2 separate regions of the Homo sapiens genome follow, and region 1 is linked to region 2. Evidence: chromatin loops called from intact Hi-C (ENCODE). Cell type or tissue: mammary epithelial cell. All regions are shown on one strand. Each heading gives the region's core, and the rest is flanking DNA. Links, peaks and the distances in the headings are about the cores only.

The links. A loop is a pair of places that touch in the nucleus more often than their neighbours do. Peaks named below come from ENCODE experiments on the same cell type or tissue, not always from the same donor. Only the 100,000 strongest peaks of a DNase experiment are listed, where the experiment ranks them.
Region 1: it touches region 2 in a loop (25-fold over the local background); 5 of 110 quality-filtered maps call a loop at or near these places.

Annotation. Positions count from the first base shown.
Region 1 is chr1:5,911,237-5,922,150 of GRCh38, forward strand. The region is part of intron 11 of NPHP4 (nephrocystin 4); the gene reads right to left. Among named protein-coding and RNA genes, the nearest start is that of MIR4689, 54 kb to the left of the region's middle. RefSeq lists an enhancer at 8,658-9,158. In mammary epithelial cell, for the core only: a CTCF peak has its summit at 4,956 (motif pointing left); a DNase peak (open chromatin) is centred at 4,935.
Region 2 is chr1:5,739,924-5,750,837 of GRCh38, forward strand. No RefSeq gene overlaps it. Among named protein-coding and RNA genes, the nearest start is that of MIR4689, 120 kb to the right of the region's middle. RefSeq lists enhancers at 825-1,325, 1,326-1,826, 2,628-3,212, 5,875-6,671. In mammary epithelial cell, for the core only: a CTCF peak has its summit at 6,064 (motif pointing left); no DNase peak of the experiment used is centred there.

The DNA.
Region 1 (10,914 bases), core at 2,523-7,522, 170 kb after region 2:
ATTTCAGAGCTCCGTACGGCAAACCCCTGCCCACCTCCTCCCAGAAAAAGCCTGAAAGATGACACAGCAGAGTGGTAAGTGAAGCTCCACGCCGTTCCTCCGTAAATGGGAACTCGGAAAACTCCGCAGGCTGATTTTGATAATGAGGACAAATTGCCAGAAATGGCTCCATTATCTTCAGCAGAGACAGCGGGCACTCGGGGGCCAGCCCTCCGTGCCTGTGTGCGTCCTCTTGGGGAGGAAAAGCTGGATGAAAAGTTAAACCTTCCAAGCACATCTGAACTTCTCGCATGCATTTTATTTCCCCATCGTCTCAAATTTGCATACAGTGTGGAAAGTTTTTTCAAGTAACTCTTTATATCATGACTTATGCAATTTTTTCTTCCAAGAGAGTAAACCTACCTACAAGGCCATTTAAAAAGGCCATTAAAGGTGGCCATTTAAAAAGATACCTGGTGGGAAGCCCAGACCCCCAGGGCCCAAAACTCAGATCCAACCGGTGAAGCAGAGCAGGAAGAGACACACCAAGGCCACGAAATAACTCAGTTTCGAATCTCTTTGTTTTAATGTTCGATGTGGTTATGGGTTAAGGTGCTTCCCAAACTATACTCATAGTCCTGCCCAGAGGACAGCGCGGCCGCCAGGGAGCACCCGCTGTACTCCAGGCCCCAGGAGTCTTCCAAAAACCACGGTGGAGTCTGGGAAGCCTGACTTCCGCCACATAACAGGACTTGGCTGACAAGCACCTGGGCCAGCAACTGAACCGGGAGCAGCATGCGTGTGCACAGGACACAGGTAGGAGCAGCTGCGGTGAGCAGACAGACGAGCACAAGGCTGTCTGGGGCAGCGCTGCGACAACAGCAAAACATTAGACACAATCCTGGTGCTCCTGCAAATGGAAGCTACCTCAGCAGAACCCGGCAGATCCTGCGTGGGGCAGGGGAGCAATGGGATGGGAGGAGACCAGCCGGTGTGTGCAGAACTGGGAAGGCAGCCGCGGCAAGTTAAAAAGTGACGATAGGCCGGGCACGGTGGCTCACGCCTGTAATCCCAGCACTTTGGGAGGCCGAGGCGGGTGGATCACAAGGTCAGGAGATCGAGACCATCCTGGCTAACACGGTGAAACCCCATCTCTACTAAAAATACAAAAAATTAGCCGGGTATGGTGGTGGGCACCTGTAGTCCCAGCTACTCAGGAGGCTGAGGCAGGAGAATGGCGTGAACCCGGGAGGCGGAGCTTTCGGTGAGCCGAGATCGCGCCACTGCACTCCAGCCTGGGCAACACAGTGAGACTCCGTCTCAAAAAAAAAAAAAAAAAAGAAAAAAGAAAAAAGAAAAATGAAAGAAACCCACAGTGTATACGGGTGTGCTGGCAAACTCGTGGTAACCACACCCATGAGACATGCTAGGAAACGCGTATTCCTACATTGCCCATAAAACTTAAAGTAAATTAAATGTTAGTTTAACAGTCATTATAAGACACACCTGTAGGTCCCTGATGGAGCCTGAAGTAGTAACACAGTCAGCACAGAATGGAAAGCTGAGACCTCCACGGCAAGCAGCATGACCAGGTGCCTCTCCCAACACGGAGCCCCTCCGTTCTCACCCCTGCGGCAGAGGCCTGGGCTCCCTCACTGGGAGGGGAATCAGCGTCTGGCTGAGCCACCACAGGACCCTGGTTTCAGGGAAATAACCTGGCGTTAAGAAGAAGAGCACAGAGCCTGGCCAACGTGGTGAAGCCCCGTCTCTACTAAAAATACAAAAATTAGCCAGACATGGTGGCACGCGCCTGTAATCCTAGCTACTCGGGAGGCTGAGGCAGAAGAATTGCTTGAACCCAGGAGGCGGAGGTTGCAATGAGCAGAGATCGCGCCACTGCACTCCAACCTGGGCAAAAAGAGTGAGACTCCATCTCAAAAAAAAAAAAAAAAAAAAGCACAGAGACTCAGCTCTTCCACGGCTGCTCCAAGAAGCTCGTGGCCAGCGGGGCCCTGAGATGGGGTTGCCAGCACACACCTCTGGCCCAGAGCCAGATCTGAGAAGAGCAGGAAGAGACTAAGTCACTGGTTTCCCAGGACACCAGAACCAACTGTGATCCAGAAATGGTCCACATGGATTGCTAGAGACAAAGAAAAACTTAGACTTCCCACCACGGCAGGTTTCTCCACCTCTCTGAAGATTCCTTTTCCCTGACGCTCTATCACTCTCCAATCAGTCTCCACTTGCTGAAAACCACAGTCAACAAAATCTCAAATGTCTACTTTTCTGTCAATTTAGCTTCAAGAAACTCAAAAGCCCTGCACTCAACTACAGCACAGGCCTCAGGAGGCAAGGCAGGGCCTGCACTCTGATCCCAACCCCGGGAGGCCACGCATCCCACCTGGTCACTGCCAACGTCTTCACACTGCCTCTGCACTCGCCTGGAGGGGGCCCTGCAAGAGGATGCAACCCACACACATTCCACACGCAAGAGAGACAGGCATGCCCTCAAGCCCATGGCTCTCAGCACTGTGGGTGAGTTGAACTGCAGAAGTTGTACAGTGAACAAATAATGCTCAAATATACTCACAGGGACAATATTCCCCAGAATTCCTCCTTCCTCCACCCCGAAGGAGATCATTCTATACATAACGCAGAGAACAGAAAAGAACATTGTTACCCAGAGTAATAATACCACTAACATCACAGCCCAGAACAGAGGAAGGAGCTCTCCAGCCAACCCCATGGCCGCCAGGCACGCAGCTCCCCGCAAAGTAAGTACACTGGGCTTCGCTTCTTCATCACGCACGCGGGCCAGGACATGAACAGGGATAGGGCTGGGGCAGGAGGCGGCCTCCCCACCAACAACCCTCTCTCACTTCCAGCGTCACCTCACCAGACAGATTAAAAGTACTGACTACCAGCTGGACATGGTAGCTCATGCCTATAATCCCAGCACTTTGGGAGGCCAAGGCAGGAGGACTGTTTTGAGTCCAGAAGTTCGAGATTAGCCTGGGCAACATGGCAAAATCTTATCTATACAAAAAAAAAAAAAAAAAAAAAAAAAAAAAGGCCTGGTGTGGTGGCATGCACCTGTGGTCCCAGCTACATGGGAGGCAGAAGTGGGAAGATCACTTGGGCCTGGAAGGTGGAAGCCACAGTGAGCCGTGACTACGCCATTGCACTCCAGCCTGGACAACAGAGTGAGATCTTCTCTCAAAAAAATAAAAAGTACTGACTACACAAGGGAGTCCCGGCACTGCCAGGCTGCGGTGTCCATGTCCTGACCTAGGGTTTCACTGAGCAGCTATCTGTCGCCTCAAGCCACATAACTTTTCAATATGCATGCGCATTGCCAATTAAAAAGTGAAAATAGAAGCAAGGGGAAAGGAAGGACATGTTTTCACCACCTTTACTTTCCCACGTCCATAGATTCATTTTCCAACAAACATTTTATCAGATGCCTGCGCTATGACAGGACCACAGAAAGAAATGAAGATAAGGAAACAGCTCAGTGGAGGACGGGGCTGTGGTCTTCATTGAGATGTCTTCCTAGGCTGAAGGGAGCAGGGGCCTCTCAACATCAGGACACATGCATGGAGGCCAACGTGTCCTTTCTGGAAATGTGAACGGGGTCGTGAATGCGGTCCCCACAGCACCAGTCCCCTGTGGCCCGACTGCCCCAGCAGGTGCCAGGTAGACCTCCCCCCCGCACCCTGAAACGCACCTGTCCTCCTGGGCCTAGCTGTGCTGCCAGCCTGCCACTGAGCAAACAGGGGTCAGCAGAGGGCTGGATGAGGGGTCCTAACAGAGGAAAATGCTCATTTCGCTGAGCAACTGCCCAGCTGAGCAAAGCTGCCTGCATTTACCTATGGGGTCAGCAATTCCGTGGGAGAGAGAAGTCCTGAGGGAGGAGGGAGAGGGGGCAGCACGCAGAGGCTGTTGCTTAGCAACTCATGGCAGCTGGTGGAAGGCAGGGACGGGCCAGGCCTTGGGCCTTGGGCCTTGGGCCTTGGGGGTAGACTGTGGCCCTGTTACAAACAGGGGTAAACAGATGGCCCCAAAAGGCAGGGGAAAGGAAGGACCATCGCTAGTAAAGATGCAGTCTCTGGGGTTTGAAGAAGGGTTGCAAAAAGTAGCTTCCTTTCATCAGGCCGTGAAAATAAAGGATGAGTCAGTATCTAGTGGTACTCTAGACACTAAGAATTCACATGGCAAACCCACTTGAAAGGCCTTTATTCCTAACTATTTGTAGGTAAAAAGTCATTGTTCCTAAGAGTTTGAAAACAGGAATGGGAAAATGAACAAAACCTAAGCAGAGATCAAGGGGCAACTGGATGATGAGTGAGCACAGGACTCTGTGCTGCAGGAGTCCAGATCCCAGGCAGCCCAGGACTGCAGGAGTCCAGATCGCAGGCAGCCCAGAACAGGAGCTGGTTCAGCAGGCCCAAGCCGAGTGGGGAGTTCCGTGACTTGCCAGAGCCCTGAGCTGGGGTCACCTCCAGGGTCAGTTTCAGAAGTGTCACCTCCCTTGTCAAAGCCTTGCTCTGACCCACTGTCCCACTAATTCTCCAGCAAAATGCACCCTTACCACCTGCACACGAACTTCCATTCCGTGGTTGGAGGGTGGCCAAAAAGCTGCTCCATGGCCTTAGACTCTCCCCCACCACCATGTGATTGACTGAACCACCCTCACCCAGGACAAGGGAGCTGCTGTCTGTCGGAGAGGATGTTCCAGACCAGCTAGCAGCACAGCAGGCACCACGGGGCAGGAATCTAACTCCACGTGTCCTGGGAAACACCACAATTACATGTTTGCAATGACCCCTTCTACATGGCTGTTTTCAAATCTATTAAGCAAACAAACCAAAATTCTGACACCACCAGAGGAACATTCAAAAGCAAAATATAGGTCAGGGAAATTCCAAGTTACAAAAAAATAAAGACTGAGTGCCCTCTAGCGGCTCAATGCACACTCTTCTGTGGTAAGTGATGAATGAAACTTTGCTCCCTTGCAATGTTACAGAGAAAATAAAAAGGATTATTCATAACCGAGAGCCAAAGTACCTCACTTAAAGTGACAGCCGCATATCATTAAGATCTCCAAAGGAACCATATAAGTTGGTGAAATACTGAAGTATGAAAAGTTTCCATCATAAGTTAAACACTAGTGGGTATTTAAAAGTCTCTTACATTGGGTTTTGAGAGGCAATGTCTTCCAATGCTTGGAACCTGGGCTGAAGGTAATCATTTAATGTGACATGAATGCAGCCATAAATCCAAATTAAATAAACTCAGTGAAATCAGGGTCCATCCATGTAGATTTGCTGGTCCCCAAACAGTGACTGAGAAGTAGATTATGCTGCTACAGCTCATTTGCACCACCGTTCAACTCCTGGTCCTTCCAGTAACCAAGGCACACTCCTCTCTGCCAAGGATATGACAGTAAATCTTCTGGTGAGGAACTCAAAGCATGGTTCCCCACAGCTCTGCATCTTAAGAAGTCAAGCTAGGCCGGGTGCAGTGGCTCATGCCTGTAATCCCAGCATTCTGGGGCCAAGGTGGGCGGATCACCTGAGGTCAGGAGTTCAAGAGCAGCCTGGCCAACATGGCGAAACCCCATCTCTACTAAAAGCACAGCAGGCTTCTAGAAGGAGGACAGGCTGCTTCTTACCTGTCTTCGTCCTTCTCAAACAAAAGAAAGAGTCACAGGAACTACTCAAGTCTATGCATTCACTGACGGCAAAATGCAAGAATAGCTGGGCAAAGCTGGAATGCAAGAGTGCAGCCAAAGCGGCAGTGGCAGGGAAAGACCCTGGACTGGGATCGGGAGACCAGGAGCCCCAACCCAGAGGCAGCCACTATCTGTCAACTTCACCGACCCTGAATCCGTACTCTCTTCTGGTGGTTTTCCTTTAGGGAATCACCCTCCCAGCCCTTAACCATACAGTCAGGGGTGGCCCCAACCCCCACACCAAGAAGGGTGTGTGACCAAGGCCAACTGTCCCCACCCCCATCCCCATCAGGTGTTACACAGTAAAGACAGGAGGACTCCCACTGGAACAACTGAGTCAATCAGGGCCTTTCTGTTGGGATTCCTAAGCCCAGGATTACCTGGGAGCTCCTGGGCTCACCATGTGGAGAAACTCTACCCGGAAAGAAGCCAACACTGAAGAAAGGAGAGCTTAAAGGGGAGGGGAGGGGGTAGGGGCATGAGGGAGAGAGACGAACAGATGGAGTCTTAATGGCATCCTTTGAGTGCCGGGATCCAGCCATGCCTAACATCAGCTCTACCTCTAGGCTTTTCTGACACATGAGCCAATACATTCTCTCTTGTTGAAGCTATTTTGAGTCAGGTTTCTATCCCTTGTATACAAAAGGGTTTTGATTAATTCATTCACTCTACAAATATGTACTGAATGTTTTACTGTGGGCCAGGACTCATCAGGCAATGTACAGATGAATGAAACAGTCCCCACCGTGAGCTGCTTCAATGATAAGACTCTTCAGTGTGGAGCAAATAAATGCACCAACTATCTGCACCTCTTTACCTTCCAGGCATACGATGAGTCAGTCCCCAGTCCCCTTGTGACTTGGGAGGCCACGTGGCTACTTCTAACCCGGGAGGGGGAGAAGTGACGTGTGCCATTTCTGGGCCAGAGCCGTAACTGATGGTACAAGATCCTCCCCAAGGCCTCCCCTTCCTACTGGCGCAACCCAGCAATATTCAAGATGGCGAACACCCTCTGGGACCAGGACGAGCAGAGCCACCACCAACTGCAATGCGCACGCAGCGAGAGTGAGAAATAAACCTTTTTATTTTAAGCTACCGAGATCTGGAGATTATTTGTTACCATAGCAAATTCGACTAATACCCTCTAAGAACAGTAGCAGGGAAGGAAGGAATCAGACAACACACAAGGATATAAAATAAAAGGTGGTGTCTGCAAAGGGCTGTGGGATGCTGAAAACAAAGCTCTGCCATGGACAAGACCCTTAGGCAGGGCTTTACAGATAAGTACAGGTTTCCATAAGAGAGGGCAAGGAAAGTTTAATATATGCCTTTTTAAATGTGGGAATATTTAAAGACATTTTCAAGTTGTAGGTAAAAAGGAAATAAAAATGGAACTCAACAATGTAGGAAATAACATTCCAAATCAAAACCTATGAAATGGGGTAAAAGATGTACTTGGAAGAAAATTGCAGAATCTTAAATGATTTTATTATTAAACACGATGAGCAAATAAGCTAAGAATTCTGCTTTTCAAAGAGGATGAATAAAGATAAAATATAGAATTAAATTAAGATTAAAGAAAAAATTAATAACTTAAAAACAAGAGAACCAGTAAGTAAAAGTAACAGCTGATTCTTTGAAGAGACTAATGAAATATACAAACCTCTCATAAGCCTGACCGAAAAAGGAAGAGTCCTCCCAAGATAGAAAGCGAAGGAAGGAATCTAATCACAGGCGCATACTGAATGTTTAAATTAGTTACAAACTTTATCACAGCATCCTTGTAAACTAGAGGAAATTGGCCATTTTTTTTAGAGGATGTGTATCCCAAAAGTTAACACAAGATGAAGTGGAAAACATAAATAGACCAATAACCATGAAAAGAAATGTAATTGGTTGTCAAAAATCCCTTCAGTGGTTTCACAGAGAAGTTTTATCAGACCTTCAAGAAACAGGTCTTGCCTTTTGTTTAAACTATTTTAAAGCCCAGAAAAAAATGGGCAGCTTCCTCTGGATTATGACATAAGAGAAAGCTGCAGATCAGGGGTCTGCAAACTATGGTCCACAGGTCGATTCAGCTAACAATCTGTGCGTATCAACAAAGTCTCATTAGAACACAGCCACGTCCATTCATTAACGTATCGCCTATATATACCAGCGGAGATGAGTAGCTGTGACAGAGACCATCTTGCCCACAAATCCTAAAATACTTACTATTTGGCCTTTACAGAAAAAGTTTGCTGACCTCTTCTATAATTGGGCCTCAATTGTAGAAACAGAAATCCCAAATACAAGTTAATCACATCAAGATGGACATAACTGTAAAACTCCCCACAAGTCATTCTCTCTTTTTTAATACTTTTTTTGAACAGTTTTTTAGGTTCTCAGCAGTACTGAGCAGAAGGTACAGGGTGTTCCCACAGTGCCCTGTCCCCACATGCAGCTACCCTCACTAACATCCCAGAGCAGATGGCACGTGATTCTTCTTGCTACCTCACGTATTTGGTAGTTTGTTTATTGTCTGTTTTTAAAGCTCCACTGGGACAGGAGCCTAACCAAGTGCCTGGCACATCACAGACTCTCCGCAAGTCTTTGCTGAATGGAGAGTGGGTAGGAGAAAAGGAGGACCACCTGAACAAGCCCCATCTGAGTCAGCATGCCCTAAAGTGTTTGCAGAATGGCTAAGATAAAATGGTAGAGGCATAGCCAACACTGAGCTTTCTGGGCCCACCCGGAACCTACTTTCGTGGATGCAGTCAGGGCCAGCTGTGTTTGTTTGTTTGTGGGTTTTTTTTGTTTTTTTTTTTAGAGGCAAAGTCTGGCTCTGATGCCCAGGCTAGAGTACAGTGACGTGATCATAGTTCACTGCAGCCTCGAATTCCTGGGTTCAAGCAATTCTCCTGCCTCAGCCTCCCAAGTAGCTGAGACTACAGGCACATGCTACCACACCCAGCTACTGCATGCATTTATTTACTTATCTATCTATCTACCTATCTATCTAGAGACAGAGTCTCACTCTATCGTCCAGGCTGGAGTGCAGTGGTGCAATCTCGGCTCACTGCAACCTCTGACTCCCAGGTTCAAGAGATCTCTTGCCCCAGCCTCCCGAGTAGCTGGGACTACAGGCGCGTGCCACCACGCCAGCTGATTTTTTGTATTTTTAGTAGAGATAGGGTTTCACCATGTTAGCCAGGATGGTCTCAATCTCCTGAACCTCATGATATGCCCGCCTGAACCTCCCAAAGTGCTGGGATTACAGGCATGAGCCACCGCGCCCGGCCTTAAGTTTTTTGTAGAGTCAGGGCCTTGCTATGTTACCCAGGCTGATCTCGAACTCTTGGCTTCAAGCCATCCTCCCACCTCAGCCTCCCAACATGCTGGGATTATAGGCATGAGCCACTGCGCCCAGCCGGGGTTAGCTGTTTTCACCCATCAAAGACTCTGGGGTCCAGAGGAGCTCCGTAGAGATGTGCTCCAGCTGCTCCTGCCCTGGCGGCCCCGTGTTAATTGAACCAGTAGTTGAAGGGGTACGTACATGTGGTCGCTTCCCTCAACGCTGCCAACCAGAAGAACCACAATGGCAGTGGCATGGGGACAACGTTAATGATCGCCCGACAATCGCTGGGCATCTGCTCCACGCCAGGCAGCCCCGAGCACCTGGACATATCTTTACTCATTTCATCCTCCCCCCAATCCTTGGCTATCCTTTGCCCATTTTTCTTTTCTGTTGTTTATCTGCTTCTTATTGATTTGGAGGAGGTCTTTCTGTAATCCTTCTTTCTAATCTTCTCATCTTACTTCCTTCATTAATTTTTAATGGTCATATGTATTGCAAATATCTTTCAGCCTGAGGTCTGTCTTCTAACTTTGTTTACAGAGTCTTTTCTCACACAGAAGTTTTATATTTTAATATAATCTTATTTCTCAATCGTCTCTTTGGTTTATGCTTTGTCTATCTTGCTTAAGAAGGCCTTCCTAACCCAAAGGCCATAAAAATATTCTCCAATGTCTTTTTCTAAGATTTCTCAAGTTTGTTTTTCATACTTTAAGTATTTAATCCATCCCATTTTACAGCTGAGGAAACAGGGACACAGACATTAAGTAACTGCTCTAATATTCAATAAGTATGCATTCATAAGCAATACATGCAATTGTTTTGAAAGTTACTTAAATGCTACCACATTGTTCATTTCCTTTCAGAACTTGTGTTCATTCAACATGCCTTTGTGAAGGTTTATCCACCTGATACGCATAGATCTATTTCATTCATTTAACCGACACACAGCATTTCACTGTCCAAGTAAGTCAGTTTATCCATTCCCTGACTGGGAAACCAGCAGCTGCTGTGATGCTGAGCCCGCCCATGTCTCCTTATACACATGAACCGGTTGTTCTCTCTAACAGTCGTCTGGAAATGGCACTTCTGAGTTGTAGGATATTAACTAAATATTACAAAATCACTCTTCAAAGCGGCTGCACACATCCCATTCTTCCCACGGTGGTAAGAGTTCTGCTTTATCCACATCCTCAGGAACTTTTGCACTATTAGACATCTGGATTCCTCCAATATGAGGGGAATAAAACGGTTTGTCATTTTATTTTCATTTCTCTGATTACCAGTAATACTGAGCATGTTTTCATTTGTTTATGGTTATTGGTTATTCTGGTTTCTTCTCTATAAATTCCCTCTTCATATGACGACAGCGTTAGCGATCGCCCAGCAACTGCTGAGCACTGTCCATTTTTCTTTCCTGCTGTCTATTTCTTATTGATTTGGAGGACTTCTTTCTATAATCTTTCCTCTTTCTGATCTTCTAATTCTAACATTTCTGAAGTTTTGGTTTTTAGGCCATCTGGAATTTATTATTGTACATGACATGAAGCTAGGACTGAATTTTATATTTTCCATGTGGGCAAGGGATCACGCCACACCATTTACTGACTGCTACTCCTTGCGGTAAGCGGAGTAACTGCTGCCACCCCAGAGATACCCACGTCCTAACCCCAGAACCTATACATATGTTCAATGCCAAGGGACTAAGGTGCTCATCAGCTGACCCTGAGATGGGGGGATGACCCTGGATTATCCAGGTGGGCCCAATGTACTCACAATAGTCTTTGTAAGTGAAAGGCAGGGAGGCAGGAGGGTCAGAGTTCAGTGACAACTGGAAAGTGCTACATGGCTGCCTTTGAAGATGGAA
Region 2 (10,914 bases), core at 3,508-8,507:
GCTTGGGACCAGGAGCCCCTGAGGACTAGGAGGCCCCATAGGTAGGAGCAGCTTTGAGGGGCAGGAGGCTGAGCTTCCAGTGTCTCTGAAGGAGGGGGAGAAGCATCATGAGTCTTGCACAGTGGAATGACTAGCGTTTCTTGCCCTACCAGTTAAATAGGAGGGCAAGAGAATAATTCTGTCCAAGCATAGGAATGGGTGTGGTATCCTGGTGAGGAAAAGACCTGAGACAAAAAACCAAAATGATTACAGAAGCCAAGCTAAAGCAGTTAAGTCTCCCTAAATCTTTGTGTCCAGAGACAAAAGGTGTGTGGCCAAAGAATGGAAATTTAACTAGACAGAAAGCAGTTACCCTTCAAAGGCACACCAGTGACCACAAGACTTCCTTGAGGCTCAGAGGAGATGGTTTTAAAACAAACCACAGAATACTTGATGTTCCGCCCATGAGAAAGGGAATACCAATGGGAACCCAAAAAGATTCCAGAGATGCTAAGATTTCTGGATGGGGGGAAGGGAAGTCCGTGATACAGACATTTGGGTAAATCCCTAATTTTCCAGGGTCAACATCTTGGAAGACAATTTCCACAGGCTTCTCAACCAGGTTTCTCATCTGGACTGCTGACACAAAAATGATGTAAGTGACTATTTTCTCAATTGTCCCAAATAGCTAGAACCATTCTGGATGCAAAGGAGAGAAGTTGATTCATCGCAACAACAGATGCTGTCGGCCCTTCGGGCTGAATTCCCGGGACCCACATCTCATCCTGCTTGTCAAACCTCTTGATTCAGTGAATCCCTGGTTCATTCAGAAAACAAAACTCATCACTTTCAAAGCCAAAGAATCATCATGAGGAAGCTTCATGTAAATTTCCAAAATGTAAAAGAAAATATTCCAAGAGCACTGGTCTTCGAAACAGACCGCGGAGGGTTAAAAGCCAAGGCCTCCTCCCACAAATAAAAGAAACCCAAAATGTTCTACCTGTTTTATCTAAACAACGACGCAATAAACAGCTTGAAAACTTATCAGGTATTGAGAAATACGTGGTTTATCAAGGAAACCCAAGATAAGAGGAAGGCAGAGAAACAACCGCGGTCAACAAGCAGGGGCTGTGGCGCCCTGGGGGCTCCGCAGTGGGTTCCTCGGGCTGAGCACTGAACGTCAGCACTGCCTGGGGGAAGCTCGTTGACTACAGCATCTTAGGCCCCACCGAAGAGAGGTTGGAGATGCAGCCAAGGATGGCATAATTGTAACAAGTTCCCCAGCTGATCCTTATAAAGAGGCAGATTTGGGAACCGCCACTGCCACCCAGCACAAATTCAGTCCTGACTCCCTTCCTGGGGCTTCAGAAGGCAGGAGCTCTTCCCAAGGACGCTGCCCAGCTCCACCTGGAGCCAGGTGAGGGTCCAGAGGCACAGCGCCCAGCCCTTGTCTCACAAATGTACTACATACACATGTGCACACACACACATTAATGTACATATGCATACATGTGTATTCATGTGTATGCACACATGTGCACACATACACATACGTACACACGTGTGCACACATGCATGTACAAATGTACTTCCACACACACGTGCATGTCAGCACACATATGCACACATACAAATGCACACGCACACATGCCAGCACACACCATGCATGCCCAGGCACAATCCTCCATTCCTGAGGTGAGGAGGAAGTTGGGGAGTTCTGGCAAAACCATCCGCCTCCTCACCGGCTTCCTGCCAGGCCAGGGGAAGGGCTCTCTGGTTCTGCGCTCCTTTGGTGATGAGCAACCAGCCCCTTCCCCAGATGAGCCCATGCCTCACATAAGCCTGGGAGCTCAGGTGGGCTTGCACAGGTGCCCAGGATCAACTTCAACTGCTGCTCTGAGCTGTGCAGGGCCTGATGAGGTCATAGGAGGATTGACTGGGGACTGGGGGAAGTGGGCAGCAGGGGCAGTGGGGTCAATGCCCCTCAGAATATCTCTGGCTCCGTCCACAGCAGTGTGGGCCCCACTGATGTGCCCACCTCTTGCCTGGGCAGGGGGGTGCTTCTGGCTCATGGACACCTTGGAGAACCTCAAGAGTCACCCCATCTCTGTCCCTTTGGTTTCCTGGATGAGGCAGACAGCATGCCCCTGCACATACCTGTCTGCCCTGAGCCCACTCCTCACCTTCCCACCTGGCCCTGACGGAGGAACAAGCTGAGCTGGAAGCTGCACCTCAGGCTTTGGAGTCCCTCAAGAGACCTCACCCCTGCTGCAGGTCCCTAGTCCAGGGAAGAGGGATGAGCCCATGGGGCCAACCCAGGCCCCCGCCCCACCCTACCACCCACTTCCTGATGTGCCCGGTGCTGTTTGGGCCCCAGGGAGGAGGAGGAGCTCCTTGAAAACAGTGGTTACGGCTCCCGTCACCCACGACGTGGGACTTTGGACAAGTTATGTATGCCTGGCGCCTCACCTGTCTGCTGGGCGCCTCACACCTGCCCACAGGGCCTCCATGAGGATAATGTGAGGAGCTCCATGCGCTGCCTGGCACAGGGGGAGCCTCATAATGGGTGAGGTCATTGTAAGAATTAAATAATGGAAACACACACACAACTCTCCCTCTCAAATAAGCACAGCAAAAAAACACAAAAGCAGTCCAAGCTTCTAATAAACTCTCCCACCCTAAATCCTTAAAAACTCTCAGTCCATAAAAGAGTGCGCTCTGACCTAACTCAGCCAGCCGCCCCTCTCAGGTTTGTTTAAAATAAACCTGTCCCTGTTGACTGTACAGCCACCCTTCGTGTTTCTCTCCTCTTTCTTTAATTATTACAGTCATAGTCTCTTGCCGGGCAAGACAGGCATGTGTCTTCAGGAAACAACATGTGTGCTGGGTAGTGTGACTTCCCCGAGTGCAGGAGCAGTGACCCAGTCCCCTTCTCCCCACAGCGCCACCTCAGTCCCTCAGTCACATCTAGGTGGCTTATCTTCAGCAAGGTGTAAACTGGCCACAACCACCAGCCGCTGAGGACCCCTCTCCCCTCTTGAGAGATGTCAGGGTCCCTTTCCCAGCGCCCCTGGCTGTGCAGCCCTGACGTCCCCGCTCACAGCAGGATGCCCACCACGGCCCCATCAGCCAGGCTCCTGGCCTTCACCAACCACCCAGCCGGGCTGGCTCTGTGACGTCAGCAGCGAAGAAGACACAGTCCCTGAACGTGGAATCACAACTGAGAGGGAGGGACCACTGGCCACGTGGGCTGCCTGTGGCCCCTCAGAGCCCTCAGCACCCGCGGCATTTCCAAGCAAGTCTGGCTATAGCAGTTGGAAGCTATGCTCTGCCTAGCCCATCGCATGACCCCTGGAGGGGCTGCCCCCTCCTCAGCCAACTCAAGGCAGGCTGGCACCTCCCTCCAAGGCTCCTGCCCTCCAAATCCAAGGACACTGCTTCCTGGGAAGGACAGGACCTGCTCATCCCCTCCCCATGGAGGGGGCTTGAGGAGCCAGGTGTCTAGAAGGGGCTGAGGCTTCTCAAAGCTGGCACTGACTCCTCCAGATGAGCTCCCCTCTCTTGCTGCCTCCCCTCAGTGCAGAGGTGCAGGGGTGGTGAGGAGATCACAGGCTCACAGAGAGCCCAGCCGACAGCCCCTTCGTCAGCCCCTGCACATTGCGGATCACATCACGGGTGCAGAACATGAAGCTCTGTTCAGGGAGGCATTCCTCGCCTAGCAGCAAAGGCAAGCCCGTCCCCCAGGTGTGGATGCAGGGTCCTGGGGCAGCCTCCCCGTCTCCCTGCCCATGTGGTCCTAGGCACTGTGCATCCATTTTTGCTACCCACCCTAGCCCTGGGGAAAGGAGACCTGGACCCAGCCAACGACCACCGTCCCCAAGCCCTGAGGTGGCCCAGGCCTGGGTGCTGGACCCCAGCAAGGCTGGTCCCACCCTTCCATGAGATCTGCTGTGTCCACACTACCAGCAAGAAGCTCTGCCCCTTTACAGAAGACATCCAGCTCCAGCCCAGCCACAGGGCTCCAAACACTTTTCTGGAGAAAGTCGGGCCTGCCACGCTCACAGAGCCCAGATCCAGCTCTGAGTGAAGCTGGCTGGGCCTCGACCCTGGGTAACTGGGCCCCAGCGCAGAGTCTCCATGTGCACCTGGGGGGGTGTTCTTTTTTTCTTTCTTTTTCTTTCTTTATTCTTCCCTCCCTCCCTCCCTTCCTCCCTCCCTCCCTTCCTTCTTCCCTCCCTCCCTTCCTTCTTCCCTCCCTCCCTCCCTTCCTCCCTCCCTCCCTTCCTCCCTCCCTCCCTTCCTTCTTCCCTCCCTCCCTCCCTTCCTTCTTCCCTCCCTCCCTCCCTTCCTCCCTCCCTCCCTCCCTTCCTCCCTCCCTCCCTTCCTTCTTCCCTCCCTCCCTTCCTTCCTTCCTCCCTCCCTTCCTTCCTTTCTCTCTTTCTTTCTTCCATGTATTTATTTAATTTTACTCACGCTACTTTGACCCTTTCAACTGAAAAAAGTCCCAGCCAATCCCCACATCCAAGAGCCGGCCCTCCTTCCAGGAGCTCCCAGTGCTGACACGGGGGTAGGCCTGATGCTGACTGCATCTGGAATTCAGAGAAGCCAGAGGTCAGAGTGAGCCCCCAGCTCTGCTTCCAGCTCAGCCCCTCCCTGGACCTCAATTAACCCCAGGCCTGAGCTGAGTTTAGAATCCTGTAGCCTGTCTGAGATTCAGCTTTGATGACCAACTCAAGCCCCCAACACACACGCACGCTCACAGATACAGAGTCACTGGCACAGAGACACACACACGTACACACAAAGAGACACACAGACACACACAGGAAAAGACACACAAACTGAGAAAGCGACACAGATACACACAAACACACAGACACACACAGAAATACACACAGACACACACAAGCACGACACATACACAGATACACAGAAAAAGACATACAGACACACAGACAGACACACAGGAACACAGAGAGACACACACACAGATACACACAGAGACAACACACAGGCACACACACATCTGTGACGCTCTGAAGACTCAGGCAGGGCTGTCCGTCACCCAGCACAGCCTCATCCTGCCAACCAGGCTGGACAGGGCCCCTGAGGCCATTGCGGGGGCAGAGCAAGTTTGCACGGGGAAACCCACGTTCGTTCCCTCATAACGCTGGCTGCAGCATCCCAGGCAAAGGCTTCCCAGGCTGAAGGGGGCTCCGTGCAGGAGGAGGGGCCCCCACATGCCACCCCATGCCCCACTTTCCTCCCTCTCTCTTCCCACCTGCCACCTCCGGCTCCGCGGCAGGGAGTTCTGGTAACAGCTAGACACACGGGCAGAAACCCACAAAAAGACTCACACACGTGTGTGTGTATTCCAAGGAAGAAGTGAAAGCTCTGCTCCCGTTGCCATGGCAACCCCACCCGGAGCTACAGCAAGAGCTTTAATTGGCAGTACTTATTTGGCTGAAACCCCAAGAATAATCAACAGGAGATTAGAAACATTAAAAACCAGCAGGAGCATCCTGGAGAAGACGATGACAGACAGGACGATCCCCCTGAAAACTCTATTGATGACAGTAATGACAATTGTACGGTTTATTGCGTGACCGTGTCACGCCAGCCTGTGCTAAGTTCTTTGCATGTGTTATTTCGTTGGATCCTTCCAACAGCCCTTTGATCATTTCTCCCATTTTGCAGATGGAAAGTTCTCTGAGGCTCAGAGAGGTAAAGGAAGTGGCCCAAGGCCACACAGGATTTAAAGACTGCTTGGAATGACTCCGAACGCCACCTTGGTCATGACGGTCATGAGCACTGAGCTTTGCCTGGGGTCCCCCAGAAGGCACCAGCGTCAGCAACTGGGACCCCTGTAGCTCTTCCAAGGCAGCTGACACCCCCTATGCCCCCAGTGGCTAAAGACCACAGCTCAGCCAGCCAGAGGGCCTGGCCAGGGTTGACCTCCAAGACACCAGCCAATGCCTGCGTCCAGGTTGCTGCCAGCTTTACCCCTCAGAACTCCCGTCCCTGCCGCTCCTCCGGCCACAGCATCCACCCTGCAACCCGCCATGGGCCTGCTGACCCCTGGTGGCAGCCATGGGGCATGGCACCAAGACGTGGACTTAACTCCCAGACCCTAAGGAGGAGGGCGCTGGTCCAGGAGCTCCCCATGCTTGGGAGAGCCCCTGCGAAGGGTTCTGGGGGGGGCCAGAGCCAGGCAGGCAGGGCAGCGTGGCCAGCACCCAGCACCTTTTGCAGGCGCTCAGAAGGGAAGAGGGGGCTCCGGGAAAGGCTGCCCTGTAGTTGCTCCCTTTTCTGCTCAGGCAGCAGCTGACAGGGGAGGCCAGTTAGCACCAGGGATCCTCTGGCCATGACAGTCCTGCCACCAACGACAAGCAAGTGAATGAGGACTGTCCTGCCCAGAGCCCAGCCAATCGGCACTGCAGACAAGGGACGCTGACCTGGACTGGGTCCCTGGCCAGGTCCTAGACCTGGAAGGGCTCTGCCATCCCATTCACAGCCCCCAGGCCACTGATGGCAGCACCTGGACCTTGGACCCTGGACCCTGAGCCCTGGTCTCAATCATGACGTCTGTGCCGGTGCTGTCTGAGCGTGGCTCCCCGGGGAGCCAACATCGCACCAAGTGCCAGGACCTCCGGCTTTGTCTGTTGCATGATTTCTGGGAGCAAACAGCCTGCAGCCGCTGATCAGCAGCCATTGGACAGGCACGGAGCAGACCCCACCACGACGGCAGCAGCAAGTGGGCTTCCCAGGCTTCCCAGGCTTCCCAAACGTGTATCCACTAAACAATTTAAATTGCCTTTTTTTTTAAGCAACTGGCATTTACTCTGTTGGCATCTTATTAAACTTCCCCCTCTTGAGCTCCTCAAATATGCAAGTCACTGTCATTCCAAATAAGGGGACTAACAGTTGAAATGGTGAGGCAGCGGTGTGCACTGTGACCCGCCTTCCCGGGAAAGTCAGAGCACAGAAGCGGGGTGAGGACCGCACCTGCCAAGCTGCCGGTCAGGAGCACACCAGGTGCAGCAGCCGGCTTGCTCCTCTGCCTCCCTGAGCGGCAGCCCAGACCTGAGCCAGCAGAGGAGCTCGGGGTGGATCTGTGCAGGGCTCAGCAGGACCACGCTGCCCACCTGGTGCTGGGGCTGAGTAGTTCCAGTGTGGGGCCAAGGCCCCTGCTGGAGGAAGCCATGGGCCATGATCTTCCACAGGGTTCTAAGACCACATGGGGTAACATCAGCAGGGAACTCTGAGGAGACCAGAGACATCTGAGGAGGCCACTCCCTTACCCAGATGTGAGGAGCCAGGGCCACCTCTGCCACGGGCCTGCCTTTAGGAAGCAGCACTCAGTGACCCAGTGAATTGGATGGGGACCAAGGGCTCCCTCTGCCCCTTCTCACATCCCTAACAGAGAAGTCAGGTAACCTGACACAGCCTGTCCCCTCTCACTGGCCTGTGTGCAATCCAGGGGGCACAGAGAAAGAAGAACCAAAGGCTCTGGGGCTCAGAAAGCTTCAAGCCCCTATGCAGGCCTGGAAGTGCCAAGGCAGAGCCTCTTCTCCAAGCAAGTGCAGAGAAGGCTGTGCAATAGACTGACAGCAGGAAGGGAGGAAGGAGGGGGGAGGAGGGAGGAGGGCAGAAAGGGAGGGAGGAAGAACGGTAGGAGGGAAAGAGGACAAAAGGGAGGGAGGGAGGAGGAGAGGAAGGGAGGAGCAGAGGGAGGGAGGAAGAGAGGGAGGGAGGAGAGGGAGGGAGGAGGAGAGGGAGGAAGGAGAGGGAGAGAGAGGGAGAAAGAGAGGAGGAAGAAGGAGATGGAGGAGGGAGAAAGGAAGGGAGGGAGAAAGGGAGGAGGGAGGGAGGGAAGGAAGGAGGGAGGGAGAGAGAAAGGAGAAAGAGGGAGGAAGGGAGGGAGGAATGGAGGGAGGGAGGAGGGAGGGAGGAGGGAGAAGGGAAAGGGGAGGGAGGCAGGAGGGAGAAAGGAAGGGAGGGAGAAAGGGAGAGGGAGGAGGGAAGCAAATGGGCGTTGGAGTCAGAAGAGCCTGGAGTAAACCTAGCCCTGCTGTCTACAAGTCGTACCACTTTGGGCAGGTTCCTTACCTCTGGCCTCCCTTTCCCCACATGTAAAATGGGCTCGGTAGCAGCTCTTCCCTGGCAGGGCTGTTGGGGAACGAAGCGGGGCTGTGTGACATCAAGTGCTCAGCACAGCGCCTAGCACAGCGCTCAACAGTTACTCCCTTCCTGCTCGGTGTCCATTCAGGGCCCCCCTTTCCCCTCCAGGTGATGCGTGCTCAGCGGGTGAGGCCTGTGAACCCCTGGGGACCTAGAGAGGCCAGACAGTGTTCACAGGACCCCGGAATACTGAGCGAGAGGCTACAGTGTCCTGGAGAGCCAAGGGCCAGGGCCAGAATCACTCGTGCTGGGGAGAGCTCCCTGTGCACGCTGAAGACAAGGGAGCGTGCAGTTGGCCCTGGGCTCACATGCTAGTCCCCAAGTGGCAAGTCTTCCAAATGCAGCAAAGTCCCCTATGTGGCCAGAAAGTCCCCAACAGCACAGCACTAAGGAGCTCAGAACCTGAACCCGAGGACCGTTCGCCCCTCGAGGTGGATGAATGACTCCCATGGGCAGAAGACCAAGTGGGAGCCTCTGGGAGTCTGTCCGTGGAGTCCTGGGCTGATCCGCAGGGCCGTCGATTCTGTCTGATGCCTGCAGAGAGGGGCCTGGGCAAGATCCATGTTCTTGAGCAATGGACATTGTCCTCTCTGGCTCCAGCAGTGCCCTCGCCCAGCCCCAGCAAGACTCACAACTGCAGTGTGGACAGAGATAATAGCTGCGGTTCACGGAGGGCTGCAGCCACCTCACTTCATCCTCCATGAAGCCCACGTGAGCCGGCAGCACTGGGGTTCATATTGGCCCTTTCTTACAGATGAGAACATGATCGCCACTGGGAATTCAAACAACTGCCCAGCCCTGCACCTTCAGGAGCAACTGCCCCATGGTGCAAACTCAGACCCTCCTCAGCCCAGCGTCTCTGGCCTTTGCCTGGGAGAAGGGCCTCGGGTACTCCCAGTCCTGCAGGCTGGGGCTGTCCTCCAGCAAAACCAATTACTGGGAGACGTCTCTGGACCTGGGATGGGCACTGCCAGGAGGGAAGGCGGGGGCCGCCAGCAGGAACACGGAGCTGCCAATGCACCAGGATTGGGACAGGGTGCCAGGGGCCAGTCCCTCCCTCCCATGGTGTCCTGGGCCCCTGCCACAGCAACCAATGTCCATCAAGCCGAGCACAAACACCACGTGGGTGGGGACGTCACAGGCCCAAAAGCTCCCGAATCCACGGGAGGAAGGAGTGGACCCCACACAGCCCATCAATGTGCCGGCCCCTCAGGGCACAGCCTCATGGCTCAGTCACTCAGCCCAAGGTACGGCAGCTGGGCACCTAACAACACTCCATGGGCATTTATTGAGCACCTGTGGTATGCCAGGTGCATGCGTCAGAGGGAGCCATGAATAGCACAGACTAGATCCCTGCCTTCCAGGGGCTCCTGGCCCTGGAGGAGATGCACAGTGAAGAGAAGAGGAAGAGATGAGGAGAGCAACGACCCACAGAAAGGGTAGGGCAACAACCCCAGAGAGAGGGCAGTGCCGCTCTCAGTACGTGGAGAGACAAAGAGATGGGAGACAGAGAGACAGACAGACAGAGAGAGATGGAGAGACACAAAGAGACAGAGACAGACAGAGAAACAAGGAGACACAGAGAGACAGACACAGAAACAGAAAGAGATGGGGAGACACAGAGAGACAGAGACAGAGAGACAAAGAGGCAGACAGAGAGACAGACAGAGACAGAAACAGAGAGAGACACAGGGAGATACAGAGAGACAGAGAGAGATACACAGAGAGACAGAGAGATACAGAGAGACACAGAGAAACACAGAGATGAGAGACTCTATCTCTCCCTCTGTGTGTATGTCTCTGGAGAGATAGATACAGAGAAAAACAGACACAGAGAAACAGAGACAGAGAGATATGAGACAAACACAGAGGGAGAGACAGAGAGATGCAGAGACAGACAGAGGAAGAGACAGAGACAGACAGAGATGGAGAGACACAGAGACAGAGACACAGAGAAAGAGAGAGAGATGGAAAAAGAGATAGAGACAAACAGACATAGAGACTGTAAGGTAGAGACAGAGACATAGACAGAGAGAAACAGATAGAGAGATACAGATACAGAAACAGAGGGAGACACAGCTAGAGATAGAAACAACGAGAAAGAGAGAAAGAGACATAGATAGAGACAGAGACACACAGGAGAGGGCCCAGTTTGGGATGGGCAGTAGGGGTCAGATGGGGCCAGCACTGGCGGCATCTCTGCACCCACCCGCAGCCTGCGGCTGACCGCTGCTCAGTCCTGGCCTCTGGAGACAGCCCTTCACTGTCTGGGGTGTGGCTACCCCCAGGTCCAGGTTAAAATTTTCCTCCAGCAGTGCATCCCAGCTATCGTGGCCTCTGCATTCCAGGATCTCCCTCCAGTCCCCGCTCTGTGCCTAGAGGGCCCCAGCTCTTGTTCACCAGCTGGCCCCAGAGAGGCTCATGTGTTGAGACCTGGGCCTGGCCTGCCTGGAACTCCATCTTCTGTTTGTCTGTCTGTCTGTCTGTCTGTCTGTCTCTCTGCCTGTCTGTCTCTCTGCATTGCAGACTTCCTTGCCTCCCCCTCCCCAGAGTCTCCCCTCGTCCCCATGGAGCCCTGTCCTGTGGCTAAGGCGGCACTTCCTTCCTTCCTGTGGAGGGAGGGGGCTGTGGCGGAATCCCATGCCCCCACCTGCCCCTGGAGACTGGGACTCTTCTCCTTTATGTCTTGAAGCAAACAAGAGAGACCCCCACCCCACCAGGGCCCAACAGTGGTTGTGGCAGTCCCTGCCCCTG